4 separate regions of the Homo sapiens genome follow, and regions 2, 3 and 4 are each linked to region 1. A link is a loop called in an ENCODE intact Hi-C map of the cell type or tissue named here. Cell type or tissue: psoas muscle. All regions are shown on one strand. Each heading gives the region's core, and the rest is flanking DNA. Links, peaks and the distances in the headings are about the cores only.

The links. A loop is a pair of places that touch in the nucleus more often than their neighbours do. Peaks named below come from ENCODE experiments on the same cell type or tissue, not always from the same donor. Only the 100,000 strongest peaks of a DNase experiment are listed, where the experiment ranks them.
Region 2: it touches region 1 in a loop (2.4-fold over the local background); 2 of 110 quality-filtered maps call a loop at or near these places.
Region 3: it touches region 1 in a loop (5-fold over the local background); 83 of 110 quality-filtered maps call a loop at or near these places.
Region 4: it touches region 1 in a loop (5-fold over the local background); 16 of 110 quality-filtered maps call a loop at or near these places.

The regions. Positions count from the first base shown.
Region 1 is chr17:68,459,722-68,467,533 of GRCh38, reverse strand. It overlaps a transcript of PRKAR1A not described here. Among named protein-coding and RNA genes, the nearest start is that of WIPI1, 6.1 kb to the right of the region's middle. RefSeq lists a silencer at 1,197-1,246. In psoas muscle, for the core only: a CTCF peak has its summit at 4,361 (motif pointing right); DNase peaks (open chromatin) are centred at 4,433, 4,703 and 5,687; H3K4me3 peaks cover 753 bases; H3K27ac peaks cover 2,552 bases.
Region 2 is chr17:68,314,518-68,322,329 of GRCh38, reverse strand. The region is part of intron 2 of ARSG (arylsulfatase G); the gene reads right to left. Among named protein-coding and RNA genes, the nearest start is that of ARSG, 27 kb to the right of the region's middle. RefSeq lists a silencer at 3,468-3,762. In psoas muscle, for the core only: no CTCF peak of the experiment used is centred there; DNase peaks (open chromatin) are centred at 2,209, 2,749 and 3,799; H3K4me3 peaks cover 1,250 bases; H3K27ac peaks cover 3,675 bases.
Region 3 is chr17:68,259,744-68,267,555 of GRCh38, reverse strand. It overlaps SLC16A6 (solute carrier family 16 member 6), which reads left to right. Exons shown (of 6, transcript NM_004694.5): 6 at 1-530. It also overlaps a transcript of ARSG not described here. Among named protein-coding and RNA genes, the nearest start is that of AMZ2, 16 kb to the right of the region's middle. In psoas muscle, for the core only: CTCF peaks have their summits at 4,105 and 4,304 (motif pointing left); no DNase peak of the experiment used is centred there; H3K27ac peaks cover 489 bases.
Region 4 is chr17:68,382,095-68,389,906 of GRCh38, reverse strand. ARSG (arylsulfatase G) reads right to left here. Exons shown (of 12, transcript NM_001267727.2): 9 at 4,735-4,843. Among named protein-coding and RNA genes, the nearest start is that of MIR635, 39 kb to the left of the region's middle. In psoas muscle, for the core only: no CTCF peak of the experiment used is centred there; DNase peaks (open chromatin) are centred at 3,256 and 5,890; H3K27ac peaks cover 3,260 bases.

The DNA.
Region 1 (7,812 bases), core at 1,587-6,586:
TGTCCCAAGGGTTTGCAGTTTGCAGGCATCTCATAAAACTTTAGTGTTCATGACACCCACAAGGATGGCTATAGTAATTCGGAAAACAAAAACAAAAAAACAGAAAATAACAAGTGTTGGCAAGGATATGGAGAAACTGGAGTCCCTGTATGCTGCTATAGGAATGTAAAATGGTTCAGCTGCTATGAAAAACAGTTTTGCAGTTCCTCAAAAAGTTAAACATAGAATTACCAGGTGACCCAGCAATTCCACTCCTAGGAGTTCAGAGTGTTCTCAAGAGAATTGAAAACACGTACCAAATAAGTACATGTATGCACATGTTCATGATATTCACAATAGCCAAAAGATGGGAACAACCCAAATGTCCCTCAGCTGATAAATGTATAAAATTGTGATATGCGTATTCAAAGGAATACTATTCAGCCATAAAAAGAAATGAAATACCGACACATGCTACAACGTGGATGAACCTTGAAAACATTCTGCTAAGTGAAAGCCAGACACAAAGGGCCACGTATTGTGTGATTCCATTTATATGAGATATCCAGAATAGATAAATCCATAGAAACAGAAAGCTGACTGGTCATTGCCAAGGGCTTGGGGAGGAGGGATGGGTAGTAGCTGTTTAAGGGGTACAGGGTTTTCTTTCGGAGTGATGGAAATGTTTTGGAACCAGATAACGGAGGTGGATGCACAACCTTGTGAACGCACTAGATGTCACCGCGTTGTTCACTTAAAAATGGTTAACTGTATGTAAATTTCACTTCAATAAAAAATTACTCAATATAATTCTCCACATTAACATAAGATAGGAGAAAACATGGTTGGGCACGGTGACTCACGATTGTAATCTCAGCACTTTGGGAGGCCAAGGGGGGTGGATCACTTGAGGCCAGGAGATAGAGAGAAGCCTGGTCAACATGGCAAAACCCTGTCTCTACTAAAAATATAGAAATGAGCCAGGTGTGGTGGCAGGTGTCTGTAGTCCCAGCTACTCGGGAGGCCGAGGCACTAGAATCGCTTGAACCTGGGAGGCAGAAATTGCAGGGAGCCGAGATCGCACCACTGCACTCCAGCCTGGGTGACAGAGTGAGACTCTGTCTCAAAAAAAAAAAAAAAAAAAAGAGAGAGAAAACATAAATAACATTTCAATACAAGCAGAAAGGGTGTGTACTGGTGGGAAGAAACACTTCAGTGTTGTTACAGTGGACTCCAGCAGGTGGCAGCAATTAGGCATCAATCACAAGGGCCTTCATCAGCAGAAACAAAAATCCCTATGGGCAAAGCCTAAAAGGGCAGGTCCCCGCACGTGCGAGGCATTTCCGGGGACTCCCAGTAATTAATAGGAAAGGCTTTGGAGGGAGCTGTATGTTCTATAAAAGGTAGAGGAAGAAGCCGGTGAAATTTGGGTAAGTGATAACACAGGCCCATTTGCACGACAGGCCCATTTGCACGCAGAAGTCAGTAAGGTCAGGGGAAACCCAAGTTACACTGACAACCAATCTCCATGCTGACCTGCCTCTCCCAGTTCCCTCATGTAATAGGCCACTGAGTCCTATACATTCTACCTCCACCCACAGCAAGCACCTAAGTTCCAGTGTCTGACTTGAATTGACATACCAGCCTCTCACCTGGTCTCTGCCCCCATCACTCGCCCCTCTCCGACATCCTCTACTGCTGCTGTAGGGAGCTTTCTAAGATGCAAGTCTGCTTTTGTGAATCACCATTGCCTATACACTCATCACAGCTCAAGAAAGCTGAGACAGGCCGGGCGCGATGGCTCATGCCTGTAATCCCAGCACTTTGAGAGGCCCAGGCGGGTGGATCACCTGAGGTCAGGAGTTCGAGACCAGCCTGGCCAACATGGTGAAACCCCGTCTCTACAAAAAAAAAAAAAAAAAAAAAAAATTGCTGGGCGTGGTCGCGCACCGCACGTCTGTAATCCCAACTACTCCAGAGGTTGAGGCAAGAGAATTGCTTGAACCCCGGAGGCGGAGGTTGCAGTGAGCTGAGGTCACACCACTGCTCTCCAGCCTGGGCAACAGAGTGAGACTCCATCTAAAAAATAATAATAATAATAGAAAGCTGAGACAATGTGCTTTGTTTTGCCCAGAAACAATCTGGTCTGTCTCCAGACATCTGTGCATTGCCCAAGAAAGTCCAAGGAGGCTCCCAGCAGAAGGGAAGCGTATTAAACCCTCATCAAGCCAAGAGATCCCATAGTACAAATGTTCAGCCAAAAATGTTAGCAGCAGAAGGGACCAGATAGACAAGGAGTAACTTATAAAAATAACCCGGCCGGGGCCGGGCGCGGTGGCTCACGCCTGTAATCCCAGTACTTTGGAAGGCCGAGGCGGGCAGATCACGAGGTCAGGTGATGGAGACCATCCTGGCTAACACAGTGAAACCCCGTATCTACTGAAAATACAAAAAAAAAAAAATTAGCCGGGCGTGGTGGCGGGCGCCTGTAGTCCCAGCTACTCAGGAAGCTGAGGCAGGAGAATGGTGTGAACCTGGGAGGTGGAGCTTGCAGTGAGCGGAGATCACGCCACTGCACTCCAGCCTGGGCAACAGAGCAAGACTCCGTCTAAAAAAAAAAAAAACCCACACTTCCTCACCCTTTTCATTCTTAAAATGCTGTTTTTGATTGGTATACAAGACAGTTTTGGGGGGATGCAATGTCTTTAGACTCAGAATTTCATAATAGGAAGTGATCATTTTGTCCAGCTGTTCTTACACCTCGTTCTATGAAACGCTGGGCTCTGATAACACCTACAGGTAAAGTATAAGAGGAATAAACCTTTTCAATGTTAGGTGTTTTTTTTGTTTTTTTTGTTTTTTTTTTTGAGACAGAGTCTCGCTTTGTCGCCCAGGCAGGAGTACAGTGTGCGGCGGCACGATCTCGGCTCACTGCAACCTCCACCTCCCGGGTTCAAGCGATTCTCCTGCCTCAGCCTCCCAAGTAACTGGGACTACAGGCACGTGCCACCACACCCAGCTAATTTTTGTATTTTTAGTAGAGACGGGGTTTCACCGTGTTGGCCAGGCTGGTCTCGAACTCCTGACCTCACGATCCATCCGCCTCGGCAATGTCAGTTTTATTAACTTCCTGCAGCAAGAGGGTGTGCACATCAAGTGAACCATGAGGCATCTCAGTAAGAGGCTGTGGGAAAGGGCTTTTTGCCAGGTTTGTGTTAAGTTATGCTAGGAAGGGAAAGGTAGAAGAAACAGGAATCAGGTCAGGAATGGATGTGTTGTGAAGCAGGTGGTTTCATCATCGGATATCTCAGAAATTTTTGTTCAGCAAGTGGAGAAATCGAGTGGGTCTGGGAGAGGCTTTGATAAGAAAGGATTAGATATGCCAATGTCAGTAATTTTGCAGCTACAGTGTGGCCTTGGGTTAAACACAGTTTTCACCTGGCCTTGTGCTGGCCTTGTTTATGACTGTTGGGAACATTCCAGTCTGCTCATCTGAGCTGATTTCCATTTTCTCAGGTTCCCACATGAAGTAGTGGGTGTTCCTGGAAGAAAGGGAATCTATCTTTAAATAAGCTTGGAAAGTACTTGGGAAACAATGTTAAATAAACATAATGCTGGGCTTTCTGGAGACTTGAACGTGCTAAAGTGAATTGTGAATCTCCCAAGACACCTTCAATTTCTTTTCAACACAGCTGTCTGTGTCGAATTCCAGTGTAAGTCAGAACTTCCAGTGATTTCTCAGGTCACTCTGACCTCTTTGCCTGTAGTTCTCCCCACTCTTCTCCCCACTCCAGCGGCCCTGCCTCCTCGCTGCTCTTTGAGCTTTTTCCCATATGACTGCATAACCTGCTCCCTTTTCTTCCTGAGGTCTTGTTCAAATGGAAATTTTCAGTGGGGCCTTCCCTGCCCACCCTATGCAAAATTTCTCCTCCCTACACCCCACACTCCCAAACACACTTTCACTGCTATACATTTCTTAGCACTTATCACCATCTAAGATACTATACATCTCATTTTTCTTGTTAATGGTCTCTCTGCCCAGGTGGGCAGGGGTTTTTATTTATTTTGGACAGCGTCATATCCCTAGAACCTGGAGCCATGACCGGCACACAACAGGCACATGATAAAAATTGGTCAAATGAATGAATGGATGAATGAATGAATATACAAACTCCTTCCAAACTTCTCCTCCTTCAGAGGAAGTGGTGAGGGAGGCTTCTGTGTTTTCCATTTATAGACAGTAAAGAGGTTTTGGAAAAATACACAAGGGAGCCTCAGAGACTTTCTTTTGGGGCTTTAGGACTGGCTACCCATATCTTATCACTCAAGCCAGTTTTTCCTGAGGTGTCCCCCCAACCATCCTAGAACTAAATCATACAGACCACTAGATGGCACTGTTCACCAAGAATCTCGGGATTCTTAGCCACGCCCCTCTCACCCTAAGCCCAAAGCCTTTGAATCCACCTTCTTCCCAGGGGTGACTGATTCTAGAGAATGATTACCACTCCCTGCACCACCGCTAGACTAGAAAGAAACCTAAAGTCGTACAGCACGTTCCAACAAGCCATGCCCAGCCAGGAGCACAGGCTAACTCTCTGCTTGGGAGCAAAGGACGTTTTTGAATATTTCTAGATGTACCCTTGGTAAATGTAGGCAAAGTGCTGGTGCCCTTTGAAGAGCTGCAGGACTCCACACTCTCCCCCTTGTACTTGGCCCGTGGCCCTCTTGGCACAATTCTGCCTCTATCTCTTCACCCCTTGCTCCTCTGTCCCTTCATAGGATGAAGCACAGGTTAAGATGCCAATTCTATTTCCAGCCTTGAGCCAAAGCAGTCCAAGAGACAGCGTGACAGGCAACCTGGGCACCCAGTGGAAGGGACAGAATACAAACTACACCTGCATCAAAAACTGTCCTAGGGCCTTTGGCAACTTACTCGACAGTCTCCACTTTGGCATATGCAGCTGCCTGATGGGGATAAACATTCCTAGACCAGATAGATGTGGTTAGCGTCACATGAGAAGATCTATGACGCTCCAAACCAAGCTTTCTATAAAGCTTGGTCTTCTATTTTCAAGTATCGCCTATAATTATATTCTAAAATTTAAGGCAGGGTGATTGGCTGACCTGCTGAACCCGTCTCTGTGTTCTTGACCAGTGCGAAGATGCCTCGGTGAACAAAAACACCTTGATTGAACCTCTCTGCACTGGCATGGGTAACAGACTCTCAGCTCCAAGGACATTAGCAAAAGCACTTGTAGAAAGCAACTGTCTTCGTGATCATCAGCCAATCAGCAAGCATTTATTGAGAACCTGTAATTCACCTTGGTGTTTTAGGAAGGCTATTCTGGAGGCAAAAATAAGACAGGTGAGGGGAGAGAATGAAGATTAAGACATCAATTCACTCTTTCATGAAATAACATTTTTCCTGACTCTTGGGAAGGAATATATAAGTCAAGGAATATTAGAAGTGTTGTTAGTTTTTGCTCCCTGTCTCTCCCCTTTTAATCAATAAATCCAGAAATAATGGTTCCATTTGGGGGACAAGGGCACATGATAGGGCCTCTTCATTCACTGCAGCCATGCTATCTCACACACACTGTCTATAATTAGAAACAGAAAACCCAGTTGCACCTGCTGCTCGGCCAGACTTCTGGCTGGGGCTTCCTGCTTGCCAATCAGTTCGATCATCTCCTTTCCCAGAAATCACCCCACAGCCCAACCCCTCCTCTTCTACCCTGGCACCATAGGGCTGACTCCTTGAGCTTCCTCCACGTACTGACACATCGCCCTTCCCTCCCTCTCCCTCTTGGCTCCATTGTCCCAGGGCCCTTCCTCCTTTACCCTTTCTCAAAGGGCTACCATACACTGGTCCATTAGAGTTCAACTCGTTCTCAGTTCATGTTCTGAGTGTTGCCCCATAGCAGAAAAGAGAAAGGAGATTATTTCCTGTAACTTGATTTTATAAAAATAGAATGGACTTTATAAAAAGAAGAATAGGACAGGAGTGGTGTTTGTTCACCTAGTAGTTACTTTAATTGTAGATGGTTGGGTGCCATGAATGACCATATGGGGTGACAGGAGTGTTGCATCAGACAGGATGTCTCATTTCCACCTTCCCCTGTGAATGCCCTGTGCATGCCCTAATCAGCATTTTAAAATTACAACCTGATTGTTATACAAATAAGAAGTCTCTCCATTAGATGAACTGTGGCCTGCAATTTTGTATTACCAAACATGTTTTTAATTCCCAGAGCCCAGCTTTATTTTCCCAGATTTTGCTGACTGGTAAGTAACTTACTAGTTACTTACGAGTAAGTTTTCCTAGAAATAATGGAGTTTTTTGTTTGTTTGTTTGTTTTGTTTTTCAGGGAAAAGATAGACATTTAGGAATTTCAGTTGAAAGAAAGAGAAAGGCCAAAATCTTATTCCCACTGGAACAAAGCATTGTCCCCTGCCCCACCTACCCCATTATCTTTTGCTGATGTTATTTAGTAGTGAAATTGCTGTTGCAAGAACTTGTAAGACTTAGGTTGCCCATAAGCCCAACATTCAAATCAAGAGTGTCCTCTCCCACAGAACCCAGAACTAGAATGTTAAAAAAGAAAAACCAGCCTGACATTAAATGGATTCAGCACCTCTTAAGTTATTTATAACCTTGCCCTTGGCTTTTTATATGAATGGACTTCTGGGAAATTTTTTGAGGGTGGAGCTCTTCAAAGTGGCTGCTTACACCTCTAACAGAAATCACAAACCAGCCCTCCACAAACCACATCCAGCTAGCTGATGTATTTAGTTTAGCTTATGAGGTACTTTTTGAAAATAAGAATTAGTTTTCATCATTTTTTAAATTTACCTACAAATACAGGTTTTTAATAAAATAGGCACAGATTTATATAAAAATACAGACTTACATATTGTCTTGGGAAAAATGAAATCAGATGAGGCAGCCCTGAGATGTTATTTCCACATGGCTGGTGCCATAATGGACCATTAGCCTGGAAAGAAACATATAAGGGGGACCATTCACAGGAAAGGCTGAGGCTGGGAAGGTGACCATTTTTCTCCCGTGGCCATAGCTCTAGATCCAAACCTTGATTCCAGTAAGCATGCAGTTCTGCTGCTGATTTAAAGTGTCTGAAATGAAATACAACTTCCTGAATACCTGACTGAAGATCTAGTTTCTAAAAGCAACCCAATGGGCTTCCCCTTCCCAACCATGAAATCAGCTTTGACTCTTCCCTCTTCTTCCCTGCCCCTCCCCCTTCCCCATCAGTTGCCATGCCTGTCATTTAGTCCCTCAAGACTCTACTGAGAATAAAGTAGCCACCAGCTACATGAACACTTAAAATGTGGCTCATGTGAACTGAGATATGGTGTAAGTGAAAAATACACACCGGATATTCAATATTTAGTTCTAAAAAAAAATTAAAATCTGAGGCCAGGCGTGGTGGCTCACGCCTGTAATCCCAGCACTTTGGGAGGCTGAGGCAGGTGGATCATGAGGTCAGGAGTGTGAGACCAGCCTGACCAACATGGTGAAATCCCGTCTGTATTAAAAATACAAAAATTAGCTGGGCATGGTGGCGGGGGCCTGAAGTCCCAGCTGCTTGGGAGGCTGAGGCAGGAGAATCGCTTGAACCCGGGATGGAGAGGTTGCAGTGAGCCTGGTGACAGAGCAAGACTCTGTCTCAAAAAAAAAAAAAATTAAAACCTGAATTAACTGATTAGTAACTTTATATTGATTATCTTTATATTGAAATGATATTTTTGACACATTGGATTAAATAAATGATATTATTCCAATTAATTTGCCTATTTCTACCTTTTTAAATG
Region 2 (7,812 bases), core at 1,703-6,702, 150 kb after region 1:
ACAGCGGGATGCAGTTTTGAGTTCCTTTGCCGGGTGTAGGTTTCATGAGATGGGGCTTAGAGTTGCAACTCCAGCCCCAAGCACAGCACCTTGGTGGGGCAGGGCTGCCCCAGCAATATCTGGTGAACAAACAAAACTTAGAGAAACTCAGGTGGTTTGATTGGAAAAAACATGTCAGTTCATTCTTCATGTAATCACTTAAGCGGATGCTTTCAGGGCTCAATTCCTTCCCCACAGTGTGTTAAAGTTCATAGCTTAACTCTCAGAAACAATCTCGTTTCCTTTATTTGCAATTCTTTGGAGACGCTGTACCCACCCCCAAAAATGCAGCTTTATGAACTGGCCTGCACGTCACCTTTTTTCCCCCTCCTGGCCACTGTCTCCATTTAGTTGGACTAATTAATAAGCAATAAAATGACCTTGTTATTTGGAAAGCTTTCTTTCCTCCCAAGTCTATCTGGGCAGGCTCAGGCCAGTTCATCATCAGGGGTCCTAATTAAAGTCTGAAAATACATTGTAAAGCAAAGCTGGAAATACAGAGCCAGACATTACAGCAGCCTGTTAACAAGAAAATCAACGCAAATTAAGACACAGCCAGACAGAAACCAAAGCAACTTGCCATTGCATAAATTATGTGTATTAGAATCAGGGAAGGCTAGCACTGGAAAGGCTGCCACAAAAGCCCCGGAGAGACATAACGTTGCAAAGTTAAGCGTGTCCAGCCTTCATTTACAAGGAATTTAAAATAGATGATGGGGTGTTCTGTGGCAACTCTGACTGGAATAAAAACTGTCCTTGTTCCATTCATAATTTAAAGGCATGGACGTGAAAATAGGTTTTTAAAATCTTTTGCTGCGGCCTTTGTGTGTAAAGGGACAGGGTTGGGAGATGGGAACTGGAAAGTAGCTGAAATAAAACTCAGAGAACCAGCTCAGCCCAGCCTCCACATTGCCTTCTGTTAAATGGGAACACAGCTGACTTATTCCTCAGAAGGTTGTCAAGTGAGATCATTGAGATCATGGATACGCAGGCCCTTTGTAAGCTACAAGCAAATGTGGCAGCAAATAGTGAACTTGGTGCCTTTCGTCTACTCATTCATTCATTAATCCATTTATACTCTTTTTCTTTTTGTTTCTTTCTCCTTTTTTTGAGATGGGGTCTTGCTATGTTGTCCAGGCTGGAGTGCAGTGACTATTTACAGGAGCAAGGATAGTGCACTGCAGCCTCAAATTCCTGGGCTCAAGCGATCCTCCTGTCTCAGCCTCCTGGGTGGCCTCCTAAGTAGCCACCGCACGTCACCACATCCAGCCTCTTGTTCTTTTCCAGAAAGGATTCCTGGCAGCTGAGCTTGGTTATGGTCCTTGGCAAATTTCTCCTTTCCTTTTCACAGTCTCATATATATATGCACATTCACATTCAAGGAAGCACACACACAAGGTATACGACAATGCGACATACACATAGGCATCTATAAGCCTCCTGAATCTGACATCTCTCTCCATTGCCACAATTCTGAGTCAAGCCATCCTGGAGATCACTGCAACGTGACCCCCGCCCTTCCAGCCACCCAGGTGGGCCATCCTGGTAAGCTGGAAAATCCCATCTCAAATTCTCAAATGTAGGTGGATGACTTCAGTCATTCAGGATCCCCACAGCTTGCAGGATCATGTCCAATCCTGTAAACATGTATATGACACACTGTACCAGATGCCCAGTCCCTCCATCCAGTCTCACACTCCCAGCCCTGCCATACTCAACTGCTAGAATGCAACACCCCCCGGAGAGTGAGGGCTTTTGGTTGTCTGGATCACAGCTGTGTTCCCAGCACCTGGGACAGTGCCCCGAGGGAGATCCTAGGAATCAGGTCTGGGTCTTTTCTCTTGCCTTCCCTTCTGCCTACAACACTCTCCTCTCCCTTCATTTTAAGTCTCAGCATTCAAGTCTTAACAGATAATCTTTACTCATGACCTCTTGACTTTGCTCTAGAGAAATGACTTTTCTCTTCCTGTAGCCCCACGGCACTATCTTTTTTTTTTTTTTAAGACGGAGTCTTGCTCTGTCACCTAGGCCAGAGTGCAGTGGCACGATCTCGGCTCACTGCAACCTCCAACTCCCAGGTTCTAAGCGATTCGCCTGTCTCAGCCTCCTGAGTAGCTAGGACTACAGGCGCACGCCATCACGCCCGACTAATTTCTTTTGCATTTTAGTAGAGATGGGATTTCACCGTGTTGCCCAGGCTGGTCTCGAACTCCTGGGCTCAGGTAGTCTGCCCACCTTGGCCTCCCAAAGTGTTTGGATTACAGGCGTCAGCCACCGCACCCAGCCACGGCACTATCTTTAACAGGATTCCTCACTGCAAGCTTTATCACCTAAAAGGTGAGAAGCCCAGCAAGGGGCCTTTCTCTTTCTTGACTGAGACCAATCTATAAGTGATATGCTAGTTCTATCCCCTAAGCTGTCAATTCAGATACATCTACCTCAGGTTATAAAAGCAAAAGGAGTAGGAGATATGGCAGGAGTCTCCACTCTCACAGCACACTACCCTCCTGCATTCTAAAGGCTGGTTTTCTTGTCTTTATTTGCCATCAGGCCATCGGTCCCTTAAGGGCAGAGCTGGCTAGGGTCTCCCAGCAGTTGTCTCACGTCCTCCTCTTCGTAGAGATTCACTGTTGAATGACTGTATTTGGGAGGCTTAAAAGAGGAACTATTAATAGCAATTGGACAGGCTACTTTGAGCTTGCAGTTGGTTAAGCAGGCTGGCACCAAGGCCCCACTGGTTAATATTTCAGTTCCTTTTCTTTTCTCTAAGATTGGCTACCATCTAGGTCATTGTGTTCCTGCCTGTCCCCATCTATCAAACAGAGCCATGAGGTAAAAACCTGAAGTCCCTTTTGTTCAGCACTTACCTGGCCCCAGTTGAAAGGTGGGCATGACATGATTTTGATTCTATTTGACCTATTTACTCAAGTGCAAAAACATAAAGTCGCCTGTCCCACCATGCCGAGAGCTTACAAAGAGAAGTCAGGATGGGACCTCCCAAAGCTGGCCTCTAGGGGATAATGGTGAAGGTCAGAGGACAAGAGGATTTCTCTCCAGTGAGGGTCCTCCCAACCCTGAATCTGAGTTACTGTCAGGGTTAGGAATACAGCTGAAAAGGAATTACATGAAAGAGGAAGCGGCCTGCTCTCCCTAATATTGGTCTTGTTTAGACTGTCCTTTCTGCCCTCGTCCCCATACTGTCCACCAGATATCAAGACCTCATCACAATCCCCTGCAGTGTGACTGCCAACCTGGTTCGCATCTTCCATTAGGTTACTGCCAAATCCCCAAGGCAGCAGGGTGGCTGAGAAAAAGAGGTCTGAGAGGTAACAGGGTGCATGAACTCTTGCAAAAAGCCAATTCTGAGAACACAAATCAAGCCAAGTGTTCAACTAAATTGACAGCTCAATTCATTGCTCACTGAGGCCCGTTTTAGAAACAGCCTCAAGTCCCTGGGAGCCCCTGACCTTCCTGTGGCAAATATTGATCTTTGATTCCGAGCTAAGCCACTGCCCGTAACTCCTAGCAGCAGCAGCATTGACTTGACTCAAAATTAAACCAGGGGTAGAGAAGGGGGAAAGCAGAGAAGAAATGAGATCAAGGCGCAAAGTTAACATATTGCAAATCAACGTACATAAGTAAACATGATTACAGTGTGCTGTCACCTGCACCTCTGAGTCAGCCTGGCAGACAGTTCAAGCAAATGGGAAGTATCTGGGCTTCGCTGCCTGTGGCCACCTCTCTCTCACGATCACTGGGCATTCTCTGTCTCTCTCCCAAGAGACCTGTGAGTCATTACTGCCCAGGAGCTCAAATCCCCATTCAGAAATCCTAGGCCATTGCCTGAATCCAGCCACCCAGCCAGGAGTCATATGCAAGGCACTTCCCAGCCTGAGAATTTTCAAGAAATAATGTCACTTGTTTATCACAGGTGAAACCAGCACTGGCTTTCCCTGGGTCTGAGATGTGCTGCCAGCAAGAACCAAACTAGTGTTGTATCATCAGGGTTATTCACCGAGCTCTCAGAGTTATCTTAACTAATTTCAGACTGCATGAAGAGCTGGAAATGATGCCAACAGAATGCATTGGTCCTCTTCTCTTTTTTAAATCATGAGCAATTCATCCTCTGTCCCCTATTGTAATGCAAGTTGCTTTCATCTCCTGTTTTACTTGATTTTTTTTTTTTTTTCCAAGACAGAGTCTCGCTCTTGTCGCCCAGTCTGGAGTGCAAAGGCACAATCTCAGCTCACTGCAACCTCCACCTCCCGGGTTCAAGAGATTCTCCTGCCTCAGCCTCCCGAGTAGCTGGGATTACAGGCACCCGCCACCACGCCCGGCTAATTTTTGTATTTTTAGTAGAGACGGGGTTTCACCACATTGGCCAGGCTGGTCTTGAACTCCTGACCTCAGGTGATCCACCGGCCTTGGCCTCCCAAAGTGCTGGGATTACAGGCATGAGCTGCTGCGCCTGGCCAATTGCTTAACATTTTTAAGTTTTAGTTGATTACTAAGTCCCTGACATTTTCATTTAAATTTCATTTCAATTATCTTCTGGCTATCTTATCATTTTTAAACTGATAAGTGTTCAACAGCACAGCCCAGCTCAGATCTACAAAGGACATTGGCAAAATGACATCCCACAAGGTCAACGGCAAAATAGGTTGGCTGCTTAACCTACTGACATGTGCGAGGGGACTTGGGGCCTTGCGGTGCATACATGAGCAATCTCTCAACACTGGGGGCCCTAAACGACAACGCCCTCTGATAAAGAGATGTTTGCTGATTTGCAGTAGCTTTGGGTTTTTCACATACAAAAAAAAAAAAACAAAACAGTTCATCATTATTTTTCATGTAGTCAATCTTTGAGCTAGCAAACCCACAAACCACATAATCGACCCCCACATGGCAGAGAGCTGATTATAACAGTAAAAACACTTCGTCTCTCTCGGCCTCAGTTTCTCCCAAAGGGATATGGTGACATGAATGCTCTTTGACCTGGGCTACTGTAAATGGGCTTAAGGCTGTGGGATTTTAGGCCATAATCCCTATTTTATCTCCATGTAAATAGAGTTTAGAAGTCTGAAAAGGGATACCAAAATATGAAGTCACCGAAAGATTCTGCTTTTCTTCCCCCAGATTCCTTTCTTCCTTTAACAAATAACGACATCATAATTGTGGTACGGATGGTGCCCTTTCTGTGCAAAAATGGGCAAATCACATCTCCTGCAACCAGGTTAAAAACAAACAAAAAACGAATCGTGTGCGCTGGCCACAAACTAAAAGGGAAATGTTACTGAGACCTTTAGGTGTTGACTTGGGGATTTGGTCTAGGAATGAGAAGAAACAAGCAGATTCTAAGAAGCCAGATGAGTCCTACAGCTCAACCTGGGGAAGGGTGAGAGTCTGGGAATAGATAGAGCAAGGTGCTTTTGGAACAGACGCTGAGAAAACAGGCCTCACCCTCCAGCCAGAGGAGGGAATTGTGACGAACAGGGGAGCAGGGCCGGTGTCATAGGGAATCATAAGAGCTAGCACCCATCAAGCACCAATACATGCCAGGGACCCTTTTGCTGCCTTATATGACCTAACTTATTTCCTCCTCACCATAGCCCTGTGATGTAGGTGCCATTATTTTCCCATTGCAGAGATAAGCATACTAAGGTCCAGCAAGGTTTAATAACTAGCACAGTGTCCCAGAGCTAGCAAGTAACAGACCAAGGCAGTCTAGTTCCAGCTCTCATGCTCGGGTCAACCCATGTGTGCACACCTAGAAGTTTAGATCCAGGAATCCAAGTACGTGAACAATTATTGTTTGAGCACCTACCATGTGCCAGGCATTGTTTTAGCCACTGAAGACATAAATAAGACAGATAAGGAGGCTGCTGTAAGGAGGCAATATTCCAGTGGGAGAGACAGGCAACAAAGAAGTAAACAAAGAAGATCATTTCAACAGTGATACAGGTCATGGAAACAGAACAGGAGAATGGGTAGGAGATGTGCATGGGGTAGGAAGGCAATGTTGGAGAGCACGGTCAGGAAAGGCCTCTCTGAGGACATGGTATTTGAGTGGAGGCCAGAAGGATGAGAAGCGATCAGCTGCTTGAAGCCTGAGGAGAGACCTCGCCAATAAGAGGCAACAGCCAGTGCAAAGGCCCTGAGGCAGGGAAAAGCATATGTTCAAGGAACAGAAACATGTGCAATGTGAGGAACATGAGGAGAGGGTTGGAGATGAAGCTGGAGTAGGCAGGATAAGATTGCAGGCACCTGAAACTGCAGCCATCACACATCCCTGGCTGGGTGAGCCTCCTGAACGATGGTTGCATCAACCATTTTGATGACTGACATCTAAATCCCATTTCTGCCTGGGTGCCACCCACGCACTTTGTAATCCCAGCACTTTGGGAGGCCGAGGCAGGTGGATCACCTGAGGTCGAGTTCAAGATCAGCCTGGCCAACATGGTGAAATGCTGTCTCTACTAAAAATACAAAAATTAGCCAGGTATGGTGGCACACACTTGTAGTCCCAGCTACTCGAGAGGTTAAGGCAGGAGAATCACTTGAACCTGGGAGGCAGAGGTTATAGTGAGCCAAGATCGCGCCACTGCACTCCAGCCTAGGCGATAGAGCAAGACTTCATCTTAAAATAAATAACTAAATACAATCCCATTTCTCAGGTTGCCTCTTATGCTTGGACAGCACAAAAATCCTTCATTAGCACCAAAGGGAGAAAAAAAATGATGAGATTCCAATCTCCTTTTTTTTTTGAGACAGGATTTCACTCCATCACCCAGGCTGGAGTGCAGTGACACGATCATAGCTCACTGTGGCCTCAACCTCCTGGGCTCAAGCAATCCTCCTGACTCCGCCTCCGGAGTAGGTAGGACCACGCCCAGCTAATTTATTGATTTTTTTGTAGAGATGAAGTCTTGCTATGTTGCCCAGGCTGCTCTCAAACTCCTGAGCTCAAGCAATCCTTCCGCCTCGATCTCCCAAAGTACTGGAATTACAGATGTGAACCACCACGCCTGGCCTCCTGCTCTTTGACAGCCATATGGGAAAGCTGGCCAAATCTTGATGGATTCTCTTTGCTGATTCCCCAGTTCTGCCCAGCCCTGAAAGAATAAGGCTCTAGAATGAGGAAATCTGAGTTTGAATATTGGCTTGGCCACTCACCAACTCTGGGCGTGTTACTTAACCTCAATTTCCTCATCTGAGATATAAGAGAAAAGTAGGGTGGTACCAAGAATTAGCCAGGGTAATGCCTAGAGCCTGGCACCTTGCAAGAGCTTGGTAAGGGTTAGTGATTGTTGCAGCTGTTGTGTTGATTCAAATAAAGGTGTTGGCCCCAATGCACAGCCAGCATAGGGATTAACAGGAATTTGTCACTGGAACTCCACCTCATCCTTCCAAGTTTTGTCACTGGACCTTTTATCATGCAGATTAGCCAATTCACACTGACATTCCATTTGGACATTTCTAGTAACAATAACAAAAATAACCATAGCTAACATAGAACCCTATCTATTGTATGCTAGGCTCTATGCTAACTGATTACACAGATTACTTAATTTTTTATTTTTTATTTTTTTTATGAGACACTCTGTTGTCCAGGCTGGAGTACAATGGCATGATCATAGCTCACTGCAGCCTTGAACTCCTGGCATTAAGGGATCCGTGTGCTTCAGCCTCTGGAGTAGCTGGGACCACAGATGTGCAACACCACACCTGGTTTACAGATTACTTAATTTTTTTTTTTTTTTTTTTTGAGATGGA
Region 3 (7,812 bases), core at 1,729-6,728, 200 kb after region 1:
AACAAGCCTAGTTTGGTTACAGGTACACACAAGCTTGAATATTTCTCTGCACTGAAATGAAAGTGGCATAGTTCATCACCACCTGCTACATTTTGTAGAGCATCTTATCAGCCATAGAAATAGGACAATCTATAAAACTTTGGGGAGGGTGGGGGAGGAAATGACAAAGTGTCTGTCAAAAACAGGCATAATCTAAAACAAGGTGGATGTAGCAAATCTCTGTCACTGCTTGAGAACTTTGAGCTTGTGGCAGTTTTGCAGACTTACATGACTTCAGCACTTTACGACATATTTTTTACTATGAATGTTCAATACAATTTAATATTTATAACTGATTTCTGAGGGATCTGCTCCATGTCTATTCTGTTATCTGCATGAAAACAAAATGTATGCCAATTTCAGTATGTCAATAATCAAGGTTTTAAATGTTTGGAAGAAAATACAAACAAGATTGCTGATCTGTTCTGTATTAGTGACATTCTGGTACTTCTAGATTTGCAATAAATTTATGGATTTTTTATTTAAAGAGACCGATTCTCTTCTAAGATTTTTTATTGACTCTCACAGCATTCAGTGTTTGAGGCAATTAAAGTTATAAAAACTCACCAAAGATTCACTCCAAATAAATAATTTTTTAACGTTTATCTTCTGCAAAACCTTTTAACTCTACTAGAGACACATAAAGTTTCCCAAGAAGTTTCTACTGAACTTTTTATTTACTTATATTTATTATTATTATTTTTTGAGATGGAGTTTCGCTCTTGTTGCCCAGGCTGGAGTGCAATGGCACAATCTCAGCTCACTGCAACCTCCGCCTCCCAGGTTCAAGTGATTCTCCTGTCTCACCCTCCCATGTAGCTAGGATTACAGGTGCCCGCCACCATGCCTGGCTAATTTTGTGTATTTTTACTAGAGATTGGGTTTCACCATGTTGGCCAGGTTGGCTTCAAACTCCTGACCTCAGGTGATCCACCTGCTTCGGCCTCTCAAAGTGCTGGGATTACAGGTGTGAGCCATCATGTGCAGCCTAAACTTTTTTATGTCTTTTTTTTTTTGTATACTTTTTATACAAAAAAAAAGTATATATATACATATATATACTTTTTATACAAAAAAAAGTATATATATACATATATATACTTTTTATACAAAAAAGTATATATATACATATATATACATATATATACTTTGATCATTGAAAACAGGACGATTTTATTTTATGTTGAGTTTCATACGAACTATTTTAAAGCACCTTAGAAAAAGACTAAATAATTCAAGGGAAGTATTAAGTAATGAATAACAGAAGAGGGAAATAAAAATTAAACAATATAATCAAATGAAGAAGCATATTTTCATCTAAGAATTGAAATAAGAATGAAAGCATCAATGGAATTTAATTATTAATCAAAAATACATGAATGAAATGATATCATGGTAGCCAGAGTAAGCCTATCAAAAGTCATAAAGGCAAATAGTTAAAGACCACAACCAGTTACAGAGTCATTCCAAGAACTGTTGCAACCTGTAAGTAAACAGCACAGACTCTACATGCCAGGGGTTGGCAAACTTTTTCTGTAAAGGTCCAGATAGTAAATATTTAAAGCTTTGCAGGCCATGAGGCCTCTGTCTAGTCAACTCTGCCATTGAGGGTCAAAAGCAGCCACAGACAATATATAAATGAATGAACGTGGCCATGTTTCAATGGAATTTTATTTACGGATACTGAAATGTGAATTTCACAAGATTTTCACACAGGAAATATATTTTTTTTCAATCACATAAAAATGTTAAAAAAAAAAAAACAACACACACTATTAGCTCTCAGGCTGAAAAAAAAAAAAAACAGTGGACTGGATTTGGCCTGTGGACCACAGTTTCCAGCCCCTTCACCACACATCTGTAACACCGGCACAGGTCAGTACCGCCAGAAGCAAAGCTCTGAGAACTAACATCCTGACCCATGGGAAAGGATTCATTGTGGTCAAAGTAATTCTTAGATCATAACTGCCCCAAAATAGGAAAGATCAAGCAGCTAACACTTTTTCATTGTTGTTGTTGTTTTGAGACAGAGTCTTGCTCTGTCGCCCAGACTGGAGTGCAGTGGCACAACCTTGGCTCACTGCAACCTCCACCTCCAGAGTTCAAGCAATTCTCCTGCGTCAGCCTCCCAAGTAGCTGGGATTACAGGCGTGCACCACCACACCCAGCTAGTTTTTGTATTTTTAGTGGAGACAGGATTTTGCCATGTTGGCCAGGCTGGTCTCGAACTCCTGACCTCAAGTGATCTGCCCACTATGGCCTTCCAAAGTGCTGGGATTACAGGCATGAGTCACCGTGCCCGACATTATAGCTAACACATTTGTTAATTACGTTTTCTTTTTTCTTTTTTTTTTTTTTTTCTGAGATGGAGTTTCACCCTTGTTGCCCAGGCTGGAGTGCAGTGGCGTGATCTCCGCTCACTGCAACCTCCACCTCCTGGGTTCAAGTGATTCTCCTTCCTCAGCCTCCAAAGTAGCTGGGATTACAGGCATGTGCCACCACGCCCAGCTAATTTTTGTATTTTTAGTAGAGACAGGGTTTCGCCATCTTGGCCAGGCTGGTCTCAAACTCCTGATCTCAGGTGATCCACCCACCTCGGCCTCCCAAAGTGTTGGGATTACAGGCGTGAGCCACCACACCAGGCCGCTAATTATGTTTTCATTTCCCCTGATTAAAAAGATTCTGCTTTAAGCTTGTTGACTTCAAGAGGTTTCAGTATAAACCTTATGTAGACTTTCTCTACCCAAAAGTAAAATTATTCTACTTATAAAAATGAGTTGGGCCAGGTGCAGTGGCTCACGCCTGTAATCCCAGCTCTTTGGGAGGCCAAGGCGGGTGGATCACCTGAGGTTGGGAGTTCGAGACCAGCCTGACCAACATGGAAAAACCCCATCTCTACTAAAAATACAAAATTAGACAGGCATGGTGCTGCATGCCTATAATTCCAGCTACTCGGGAGGCTGACAGGAGAATCACTTGAATCCAGGAGATGGAGGTTGTGGTGAGCCAAGATTGCGCCATTGTACCCCAGCCTGGGCAACAAGAGCGAAACTCCAACTCAAAAAAAAAAGAGTTGAGACCATGTACTCTTTTAAGACCTATGTATCCGTAACTAATACAAAATGTGTCCAAACCTTTTAACAAAGTTATACATTTTATACTCCAATAATATGTAATGTAGCTTTTCAGCATTTATTTGCCTTTCCCTTTGCTTAATATCTGGTGATAAAACAGAAAATGGATTCTATGTCAGCATTCTTGTGGCGCAGATTCAAATCACCAGGTGGTATTTATTACATTTAGATTTCCATACTCCAATTCAACTATTGTAAATCAGAAATCATCATGATCCTTCAGCTGGGCGTGGTGGCGCACACCTGTAATCCCACCCAGCACTTTGAGAAGCCGAGGCGGGTGGCTCACTTGAGGTCAGGAGTTCGAGACCAGCCTAGCCAACATGGTGAAATCCTGTCTCTACTAAAAATACAAAAATTAGCCGGACATGTTGGTGCGTGCCTGTAATCCCAGCTACTCGGGGGGCTGAGGCAGGAGAAGCACTTGAACCTGGGAGGTGGAGGTTGCAGTGAGTCGAGATCACGCCACTGCACCCTAGCCTGGGCGACAGAGCAAGATTCCATCTCAAAAAATAAAAATTAAGAAAAAATAAAAAAGAAATCATGATCCTTAGTTTCACAAGTTTGCAAATATGGGGCTCACCAATAGGGAACTAGAGTTTAGAAGCCATTGTCTTTAATTCTTTAAACCGTGGCCAGGTGTTGTGGCTCATCCCTGTAATCCCAGCACTTCAGGAAGCCACGGTGAGTGAATTGCTTGAGCCCAGGAGTTCAAGACCAGCCTGGGCCACATGGCGAAACCAAAATTAGCCAGGTGTGGTGGCTCATGCCTGTGGTCCCAGCTACTCAGGAGGCTGAGGTAGAAAGAGCACTTGAGCCCAGAAGGCAGAGGTTGCAGTGAGTCCAGATGGCATCACTGCACACAGCCTTGGCAAAGAGTGAGACCCTGTCTCATAAAAGAAAAATAGTAATGGTTATGCACATTACTTAAAATGACCTATTTAAGGAATTCAGACATGTTACACGCAAAAATGATCACTGCTATAAGTATACATTGCATTGATAAAAGAGAAGCTGCCCTTGTTTTCAGATTTGTGTTTATATTGCATGTGTCCTAAGTGAGGGCGATCGTAGCGTACAGCTGGGCCAGCCGCCGTTGCATAAGTAAGGAAACTGGGTCCCCCTAGTGTTCAGTTCTCGTTAATGACTCTCTAAAGGTGCAGAACAAGAAAAGTGGCAAGAGAACTTACAACTTCCCTTTCCATGTAACAACTCACCCAAATCAAAACTACTTCAATGACTATCCATTTCCTACATGGAAAATTAGACGGGAAACCTGATGCCCAGAACATTTCACCAAATATTATTGAGAAAATACAGATTGTGGCCATGTATTTGTGTCATTTATATGCCTTTCCAGCAACTCAAGAACAAGCACGCTAACTTCCCTAACAACTTATACACCCTAGAATTCAACCAAAACTTTAAGCACCCTCTCTGCACTGGCACCTCCCATTCTTAGTCCCAACTTTGTCCCTGAGCTCCTGATTTATATCTGCCCGCATGGCAGGGCATGGATATAAAACTAGGCATCTTCTACTTAAAGTGTCCTCAGCAGAACTCTGGATCATCCTCCTCAAACCCACTCCTCCACACATCCAATCGGCTCTCCTTTCTAAATATATCCAGGAGCTGACTGCTTCTGCCAACTGCACCAGGACCCTTGATCCAAGCCAATATCATCTTAGCTGGATTATTACAGTAGTCTTCTAGCTGGCCTGCCTGCTTCCACTCTTGGAACACGCCACCCCCACCTTAATTTTCCATACAGCAGCCACAGTAATCCTCTTACAGCACAAGTCTGAACTAAATCCTTAGCAATGGGCCCTGCATGAACTGCCTGATGGATACTATTACTTTTCCCTCTGCTCCTGCTACACTAGCCTCACTGGCTCTTTTTCTGGGGGGGTTGGGGGGGCAGTCTCGCTCTGTCGCCCAGGTTGGAGTGCAGTGGTGCAATCTTGGCTCACTGCAACCTCCGCCTCCCAGGCTCAAGCAATTCTCCTGCCTCAGCCTCCCGAGTAGCTGGGACTACAGGCGCCCGCCACCACACCTGGCTAATTTTTTGTATTTTTAGTAGACACGGAGTTTCACCGTGTTAGCCAGGATGGTCTCGATCTCCTGACATCGTGATCCGCCGACCTCAGCCTCCCAAAGTGCTGGGAATTCAGGCGTGAGCCACTACGCCCGGCCCTTTCTTTTTTTTTTTTTTGTTTGTTTTCGTTTGAGATGGAGTTTTGCTCTTGTCACCCACGCTGGAGTGCAATGGCACAATCTCGCCTCACTGCAACCTCCGCCTCCAGGTTCAAGCAATTCTCCTGCCTGAGCCTCCTGAGTAGCTGAGATTACAGGCACCCGCCACCACACCCAGCTCATTTTTTTTTTGTATTTTTAGTAGAGATGGGGTTTCGTCATGTTGGCCAGGCTGGTCTCGAACTCCTGACCTAGGTGATCTACCTGCTTCAGCCTCCCAAAGTGCTGGGATTACAGGTGTGAGCCACCACGCCCAGCCTCTCTTACTGTTTCTGGAATTGTTCTTACTGTTGCAAGCTTCAGGCCTTAGCATTTGTGGTTTCCTTTGCTTGGTACTCCCTTCCCTGAGATGTGTATGCAGTGTGACCCTTCAATTTGATCACTTCCAAATGCCACCTCCCTAGGGAGGCATTCCTGTCTATCCTATTCAAAATGGTACTTGTTTCTATCCATTTACTTTGCTGTTATTAGGTTATAACAGCATCCACTTTGGGAGGCTAAGGTGGGCAGATTGCTTGAGCCTGGGAGTTTGAGACTAGCCTGGTCAACATGGTAAAACCCCTCTCTACAAAAACTACAAAAATTAGCCAGGCATGGTGGCACATGCCTGTACTCCCAGCTACGTGGGAAGCTGAGGCGGGAGGACCACTTGAGCCCAGGAGGCAGAAGATATAGTGAGCCAAGATCACACCACTGCACTCTAGCCTGGGTGACAGGACAAGACTCTGTCTCAAAAAAATAAATAAAATAAAATAAAGCATCTGTTTACTCCTTGACTCTCTGTCTCATCCACTAGTGTATTAGGGTAGGAGTTCTTTGTTCACTGCTGTATTCCCAAGGCTTTGAGCAGGGCCTGGCACCCAGTAGGCGGTGCTCCATGAATATTGTTGAATGAAAAAATACATGAATGAATGAATGAGTTATAGACTTTTTTCCCTTTAGTTACACAAGAGAAAAAAAATGTTATCTATTGACAGTTACAGTTCAAGAGAGTCTGTGCTGCTACGAAACAGCTGGATAACCATAGGACACTGAAAGCACTGTGCTGAGAACCCACCGGCTCAGCATCTGAGGATGGATGGGTCTCAGAGTGCCCAGCAGTAGTGTACTATATGGGTGGGTCAGTTGTAAAGAAGAAAAAACTGATCCATGAGCAGACACTAAAGAAAACAGTGGGATGAAATCAATACTGGGTTAAGTATGGAGGTCTGTGGGTTTTAACATACTGCCTCAATAGATTTTGTTTCAACTATTTTCCAGTAGACTTTTTTTTTCCATAATGCTTTCTTTTAATGCCTCAACTAGTCGGAAGAGCTTTACTAAATATTGCAACTCTTGGCCGGCCATGGTGGCTCACATCAGTAATCCCAGCACTTTGGGAGGCCAAGGCAGGCAGATTGCTTGAGCTCAGGAATCCAGACCAGCCTGGACAATGTGGAAAAAACCCCATCTCTAAAAAATAAAAATAAAAAAAATACACGGGGCATGGTGGTGCACACCTGTAATACCAGCTACTTGGGAGGCTGAGGTGGGAGGACCACTTGACCACGGGAGGTGGAGGCTCCAGTGAGCCGTGATCATGCCACTGCACTCCAGCCTGGGCAACAGAGCAAGACCCTATTTCAAAAATAAATAAATATTGCACCTCTCTTTTTTTGGTACTAAGGCAGAAGTATATAGACTGATTTCTCCAACTTTGAGCAACCCCAGATGACTCTACTTGAACAGAAAAGAAATTGACAGTTTAATCGTGTATAATCCCTTGTAAACAACCCGGGGGAAAAATGGTTAGGTTCTGGTTGGTGATATTTTACTTCAATGAGGTCATGCAGCACAGTGAAAACAACGAATAACTCAACATTAGGGAGACTTGGGATCTGATCCCATTTTTGCCATTGGTTAAACAACAAGCAAGTTTACTCGGCTGCTGCAGGCTTGTGTCCTCATGCATGAAATGGACTAAATAATCTCCACATTATTAATGCTTTACGACTCTGCTTTCCAAAAATGGAAATGCATTTGAAGACAATACCAGGCCCTTGAAAATGAAGACGGGAGGGTAAAAAACAAGCTGCAACAGAGAACAGTATCAAGCTTTTAAAGAAACAAGTTAACACCGAAGCCAGAGGCCTTTAATGTAGACATTAAACGGTGTCTACATACACCCTTTCAGCTTGAATGTCAACACCGGCTGTACTGACAGAAGATTTACATGACCTTTTCCTGAAATAAGCCTTCCTCTCCTAGTAACTCAATACCACGGGTACATTTTTCCAGGTACACTAGAGTTGGGTACTGGTCTAGAGCTGCACTGTCCAATACAATAGACACAAGCCACATGGGGCTGTTGAGCACTTGAAAATGTGGCCAGTTGGAAGTAAGATGT
Region 4 (7,812 bases), core at 1,098-6,097, 77 kb after region 1:
GGGCTCGTTCCAGAAGGAACCACATGGACTTCAGGATGCATAGTATGGGAACTGAGGTGCTGTGCTGGGCAGCCCTGGGGTGGAAGGCATCCCAGGATGAAGGCAGGGGACAGAGAAGCTGAGAACGTTTTATCTGGAAAAAAGGTGGATCTGATCTAAGGACAGGAAGCGAGAGGCAGGAGAGGTTTGCTTGGGGATGGATTGGAGGCGCTTGGACCTGGACAGAGACAGAGGCTTTGTGTTCATCTCTCCCGAATGAAGGCAAGAAGAGAACTTCCTCTGAAGAAGAGGAAGGGACAGGGAACAGTAGGGATCATCCCTAGGCCGTGGGAGCAGTACTTTCTTAGCACTGAGTTGTAAATTTCTTTCTGCATTTAGTTTTAACTTTTTTCCTGCATTGTTCTTCCCTGTCATTATCCCCGAGAAAAGTGAGGTGCCCACGCCTTCCTGGTCTCAGCCGTGGAGACATGAGGGGCAAGCCTATGCTCACATTTGATGGGCAGCTTCCCTGGCACCCTCATCCACACACGAGTCCCTCTTAGAAGCCAGCATAGCCCCAGCCACATTGATTTCAGGGAGAACCGGGGTTGCAGGGGTCCCAGAGCATCAGGGGATGCCCCCCAGCAAACCAAGCGCTTCTTACAGAGTAAAGAGAGCTGCCAAGAGTGGGGGTGGGGGTGAGACCACCTCCACCAACCACCACTACCCACTGCCAGATCCAGGGAGGAGGAGAGGACTTGGAAAGGCGACATGTGGTTAGGCCCTGCCTGTAGGTGACAGCTAAACCACAAGACACTGATGTGAGCACAGCCTCCTCGTAGCTTTTACTTCCAAGACCGGTGCCTTCGGACAGGCCAGAACCAGCTGAATCCCTCTTCCACACACCTGACTGTCTTTCAGAGCCACGAGGTAGCCCAGGGAGTTACCTCTTCTGGCTACACAGCAGCTTTAGCTGTTTTTCTTTTTTTTTTTTTTTTTTTTTTTGAGACAGAGTCTCACTGTCGCCCAGGCTGGAATGCAGTGGTGCGATCTCGGCTCACAGCAACCTCCGCCTCTTGGGTTCAAGCAATTCTCCTGCCTCAGGCTCCTGAATAGCTGGGATTACAGGCACGCGCCACCACGCCCGGCTAATTTTTGTATTTTTAGTAGAGACGGGGTTTCACCATGTTGGTCAGGCTGGTCTCGAACTCCTGACCTCATGATCCGCCCGCCTCGGCCTCCCAAAGTGCTGGGATTACAGGCGTGAGCCACTGCGTCCGGCCTTAGCTGTTTTTCAAATAAGATTGTTTCAAGTCCTTTTTGCCATTCTGGTCACCTCATAATTGCCCCAGTTCATCTCTGAAGGATCGATCCTCATTCGGAGCAGAGGTAGGGGTCTCCCAGCTCAGAGGCAGAGCAGGCCCTTCCCCTTCTTGTATATGGCTAAGAGAGCTTCCGCTAAAGCCGTAGTTCTCAGCCAGAGTGAGTTCATTCTCCCCGGGGACATTTGGCACTGTCTGGAAACGTTTTAATTGTACAACTTAGGGGGTGGGGTGGGGACACGATTGGCATCTAATGGGTAGAAGCCAGAGCTGCTGCTAAACATCCTATAAAGCGCACAGGACAGTCCTCCAAAACGAAGAGTGATCCAGCCCAAAATGCCGACCACGCCACGGTTGGGAAAGCCTGCAGCACAGTTTTAAGTTAAAACTACTGAAACCTTTTCCCATGTGCTGCCAAAGCCCTGGCCTCCTGAAGGTAAGGTAGCCCCTAAACAAAGAGCTTTCTGTTTGGTCTGCTCATGACTGCCATCTCCCCAGTCCCTGGAGTAATGATTGACCCATAGTTGGACATGGCAATAAATATCTGTGGAATAAATGCATTTTCCCCATCCTGTACTTGTGTCTGTGGAGGCAGGTCACGTGCAAGACCCTTCTTTCATCTTATGACATCACCCAGGTACACACCGATATTAACACTGGTTATCTCTAAAACCAATGGGATCCATGTGAATGGATCCCCCGCCCCCTCTCCCACACATTCTCTTTCACTTTTCTGTATTCATATTTATATCAACTTGACCACTCTCTGATGCTCATAATTCCTCAGGGCCTCAAGGATATAGGTTTAAGGGACTCTGGCTTTAGCTCTTAGTGGCTTAAGGGAGTTATCTCTGATCTGGAAGATCTATATTCCTCAAGCAATGAAACAAGAGTAGGTGATATGCAGTCTGGGCGGAGGGTGCCGGGCTGGGCTCCCAACAACATGAAGCATTAGCATCAATGTCTTGAATTTGGATCATAGTACCATTCTCTGTCAAGCTGACCCTGAGGTGTCAAGGGAAAGAGAAACACACACACACAGCCTGTCCAGGCAGTAGGAAACTCCGCCCAAATTTGCTTAACATGGATTCATATGGGAAACAGCAAGAAGGTAAATCTATAGAGGTAAAACTGGCTGGCTGAAATCCAGCCTAATTTAACACCAAAAACTAGCCTTGGCTGTGTGTGATGGCTCATGCCTGTAATCCCAGTGCTTTGGGAGGCCCAGGAGGGAAGAGTGCTTGGGACCAGGAGTTCAACACCAGCCTGGGCAACATTAAGAGTCCCCATGCCTACAAAAAATTAAAAAATTAGCCAGGCATAGTGGTGCATGCCTGTAGTCCCAGCTACTTGGGAGGCTGAGATGGGAGGATTACACAAACCCAGGAGTTCAAGGCTGCAGTGAGCTATGATCTTGGCACTGCACTACAGTCTGGGCAACAGAGTGATGCCCTGTCTCTTAACAAAATAAATAAAATAAAAGGTATGTGTGTGTGTGTGTGTGTGTGTGTGTGTGTGTGTGTGTGATACACTATATATTAGGTTGGTGCGAAAGTCATTGCAGTTTTTGCTACTAAAAGTAATGGCAAAAACCGCAACAACTTTTGCACCAACCTAATGTATCTCCTAGGAGGTACCGATACGGTGTGTTGGTATTATCCTGGTACAATTCTGGGGCCCTCAGGCAGACACTGCCTTGGGTCACCAAACCATCCTCTCAGTCAGTTGTCTCCTCTAAGGCCCTACATTATGAATGAGATGAGGCAGTTTTATTATGGTTGACTGTAGGTGCAAACACCATTCTCTGATGAGAAGCCACTGGTTGGCTTTCTGTGAAGCAACTTGAGAGACGGCTGAGTTACTTGTCCATGTGCAGCCTGGCCCGTGAACACTTGGCCCCTCTTGATAAGCACTTTGACTACACCAAGTCAGCCCTATAAAAGCAGCCTGCCTGGCCCTTTTCCCAGGCAGCCTGACATCACAGATTCCAGGCTCTGCTGTTGTTGTCACACCTGCTGGTACCCGCTGACAGCACGCTGCCCCCTCCTGACTGTACAGGGCTGACCCGGAATTTCTGGGGGCCCCACAGGCTGCCAGGGGTGATGCCCACCCACCCCATACTTTGGCCCTGAAAGCTGTTTACCCTTTTCCCCTGGACTTTGAGTCTCTCCCCTCCTCCCCATTGGATCTAGGGAAGTCAGAGGGTGCCAATGAAGCTTGCCTGCCTCTACTCAGCTGTGTTCTTTACGCCAGAACTCATTAGGCTAATGGCAAAGAACCTTTGGAATTAGGAAATCGGTCTTTAACCAGCAGTTTTCTGAGCACATGAATGAGCACAGGGTTCTACGGAGGGTTCCCCTTGTTAGTGAACACAGGGCAGAACACAGAGAGGAAGGTCCTGTCTGAATTAGTGAAAAGTCCCCAGGATAAGTCATGGTTCCATAGCTGGGAAGATGTTGTTTTCACATAGACGCTGCACAGCCAAGTTCTTTGCCATGGAGATGGCCTCCTGGATCTGCCTTAAGGCGGCAATAAGAATAATGGTGAGACATCACATTTACCTGATGTGATGGGTCTGCAGTGAGCTATGCAGACACTCAGCTCATTAAGAAGCATCATGGCCAGAGGCAGGAGGAATGTCTTCACCTAAGGATTCATTATTTCCCTAATGGCCTGGAGGGGCCACCTTTCTTCTCCACCCTCCTCCAGGGAAAGTGGACATCTGGACTCCTTTCTTGGGGCCATCGGATTGCTAGAGACTAGCCGGCTTCTCACAGCCACCCCTAAGACACCTGCCTTAACCCCAAGGATGGAACAATTAGGTCTCAAAGGATCTATTGCCTCGGTCAGCTTGGCACAGGCTGAGAGGGAGATGCTGCTGCTGCCGCCTTTTCTGCACTCTCTCCAGCAGACACAGCCAGGACCCAATGCTGATGTATGTGAAACCAACCAATCCCTTCTTCACTCAGGTGTTATTCCCAGAAGATGGCTCGAGTCCCACTTCACTGTTTCTCCCTCCCCTCCCCTCCTCTCCCCTCCCCTCCCCTCGCCTCCCCTCTCCTTCCCTTCCCTCCCCTCCCCTCCCTTCTCTTCCCTTCCCTTCTTTTTAGAGATAGGGTCTTGCTATGTTGACCAGGATAGTCTCAAACTCCTGACCTCAGCAATCCTCCTGCCTCAGCCTCCCAAAGTGCTAGGATTACAGAAGCGAGCCTCCACACGTGGCCCCACTTCACTATTACTTTCATCACTTCTACAGTCAGAGTCTTGGAAGTGTCTGGGAACACCCGGCAAAGGCAAGTGGTGAATGACCTTCCTGAGGCCTCTAGCCACCCATGCCTCCATCTAGCCACCCATGCCTCCATCTAGCCACCCATGCCTCCATGACTTTTCTTGCTCTGGGCCCCAACATCTCAAGGTAGTTTTGGTCTCATACCTTAACAAGGCAGTGCTGGTGACATTAACTGGAACTCTGCCAGGCCAGTAAGCCAGTGCTGGGACCCGGTGCCCTCCTTCCCAGGTCGTCTGCTTGGCTGGACTTCCCCCTGTGAGAGGAGGGGAGGCAGCTGGTTCATCCATGGTGATAACTCGAGACTTCTTTTCAGCTAAGAGCTAGTCTCTGGGAGAACCCCTCTCTGAGTTTCCAATAACCCCAACAAAGGAATGACTTTTTTGGTAACCAGCTATTTCCCTCAACTAGCTAGTATCTTTCAAAATATGCTTTTTATTTTACTGGACTTCAGATGTAAAAAGTTGCCTCACTCTACTGAATCACCTCATTTTATTTTCTTCATGAGACCTTCCCCACTGTAAATTATTTTTTCATTTATTGATTTGCTTGTTTTGTGTCTCAACACCATGAGACTTCATCAGTCTCATGCACCTAAGACATAGTGGGGCTTAGCAAATCTTTGTTGAGTAAGTGAATTTCTCTTCCTGGTGATCATAATGTGACTGTCTGTTTAGGATGAAGAAATACAACTATTAAAGAAGAGAGAAAGAAGGAAACTTCTGCAGCTATTTGATCTGCTCAACATCCAAGAACCGATCTGGCATGGATTTTATGGCTTTATTTTGTTTTGCTTTGCTTTGTTTTTCCTTGAATTCATGAGTTGTTCTGATGTTATGGAGACAGTGTCAGTAATAGTTCCAACCTCTTGCCTCCTGGGGGAGGTAAGAAACAACTACGTGCAATCTATGAATTTCCACCTTGGTTATTAAAGGAATTATTTTTGTAACCATTAAGTCAAAAGTGACCACCAGTATAATGATAGCTAGCGGGCTGGAAGACATGAGGTCATGCTTGATGGAAACATCCTGAATACATGTTGGGTTGCATTAACCACGGCCATCCCACCACCCCCACACACACCCCACCCTCATCCTGGTTGAGCCAAGGGCCAAGGATCCCACAAAGTTAGCGTGTGCACAGCCTTTCCAAGGCAAGTGCTGTGTGTGGCTCACACACACTGTGGTCATGCAATTTCCCTTTGTTTGGCTGGTGTGAATAATGAAAGCAATTATGTGGGGAGAAGCGTGGGGAGGAAGAAGATGAAGGCTTCTGTCGCCCTGTACTAGCACTGTTGCAAACGGAACCTTTGATGTCCCTGGCCCAGCACACCACACGGGAAATGCTCAGCATTCTTAGGACTCTTTCATAATCAGCTTTGGAGTCCCTCAAGTTTTGAAGTAAGAAACAAAACACAAAATAACTTATGTCCTATGGACTGTTTATGTTTAAGGGTGTGGGGTTGAAAAATCTAACTGGAGTCTCTGCAGGCTGAATGAGACGCTCTTTGATCTAGCCCAGCATTTCTCTAATACATCCTTCCTATCGAGGGCCACGTCTCCCATAAATACATATAGCTCCCTCCAATTTATTCACGCACTTGGAACAAAGAATCCAGAACTCCAGCAAGCATAAAACGCATTTCCACGTGGCTTTGGAATGTATGACTTATGCGTCAGCTTAGGGCCAAAGGGCAGGGAGGAAGCATCCGCTCAAAGGCATGTGCCAGGGCTTTGTAGATACTTCCACCCCCGTGGGGGCATCTTTGTGGAAGCTTGGGGTATGGGTGGGTGAAAACGGGGAGCCTGTTTATCTGCATGTCCATGGTGTACACTATTCAAATAGTCTTGCTTAACCTTTGAGGCCAGATGCTAAGGAAAGATCACGGCTGTGGTTCCAGGAAACAAGCCATTAGCTCTATCGGTCAACCAGAAGGCACTGGGGTGGGCAATGGCACCAGGGTTGAACACAGGATTTGGTCTCTGCCTCCAGGATGTTTCCAGAAGGGTAAACTGACCTTTAGTTAATAAATTTGCTAATTGGTCTTCACCAATTAGGGATTGGTCTAATTAATAAATTTGCTAATTGGTCTTCACCAATTAGGGATCCCTTCAAGAATTAGGGATTCTTCTCGTTTGCCACAACCTTTTGTGTTGCTCTCTTGTAGGTGACTGACTTTCCTAATACGCTCTTCAGAGAAAAACGTTTCAATGTGCTTGTCTTATTTCAGCAAAGGACTGAAAGCTGGAGGGGTTTGGAGGAATCCAGCTAGTTATAAAACAGGTGTAGTCAACAAAGCAGACAATCTCCTTGCAAAAGATTCAGGAATTAGGAGAAAGAAAAAGATTGGCTGAGAGAAGCCTCTCAGTGTGGCCACTTAAGGAGCAATCCCCTCTTTTTGTTGTACAGACTAGTTGGTTAGTGCAGGCTACATCCTGGGTTCTGGCTCTAACAGGAAGACACAATTATATATGCCAGCCACCCAAATGATCACAGGTCCACAGACCTTGTATTCTAAAGGGATTTATCTTAAAAGGGTCTAGAGTGTGAACAGGCAATTGTAAAATATTTATGTGTCACCAACAGCGCAGATACTGTCTTGCTATAAATCTCAGCTTCTCACTGGTACTGCTAGGAGTGGACAAAACTTACAAAGATCTGACTGGCATTCTATCGGCCCCTAGGATTGTGTACTCTAATTATGAGATGCATATGCTTATATCAAACAGGCGTGTTGTGTTTTATCTGCACCAGCAAAGGCTAAATTCTAGGATAGCTACTCCTGATCCCCCAATATTCTTCAGTAATACCTGCTCCCACTAATGGATAGTTATTCTAAGTTAAACATAATAGTAATAACAACAACAATAACATCTCGTATTTATTGAGCCCTTACTAAGTACCAAGTTAAGTGCTCCTCAGCATGATACATGCTTCCTGGCATTATCTCATTGAATCCTTATGACAACCTCTCAAGTTAGCCACTATTGTCCCCATCTTTCAGATGGGGAAACCAAAGCTCAGAGAGGCTAAGTAATTTGCCCCCAAGTCACATAGCTAGAAAATGATAGAGCCGGCCGGGTGCAGTGGCTCACGCCTGTAATCCCAGCACTTTGGGAGGCTGAGGTGGGCAGATCATGAGGTCAGGAGTTCGAGACCAGCCTAACATGGTGAAACCCCATCTCTACTAAAAATACAAAAATTAGCCAGGCGTGGTGGCGCATG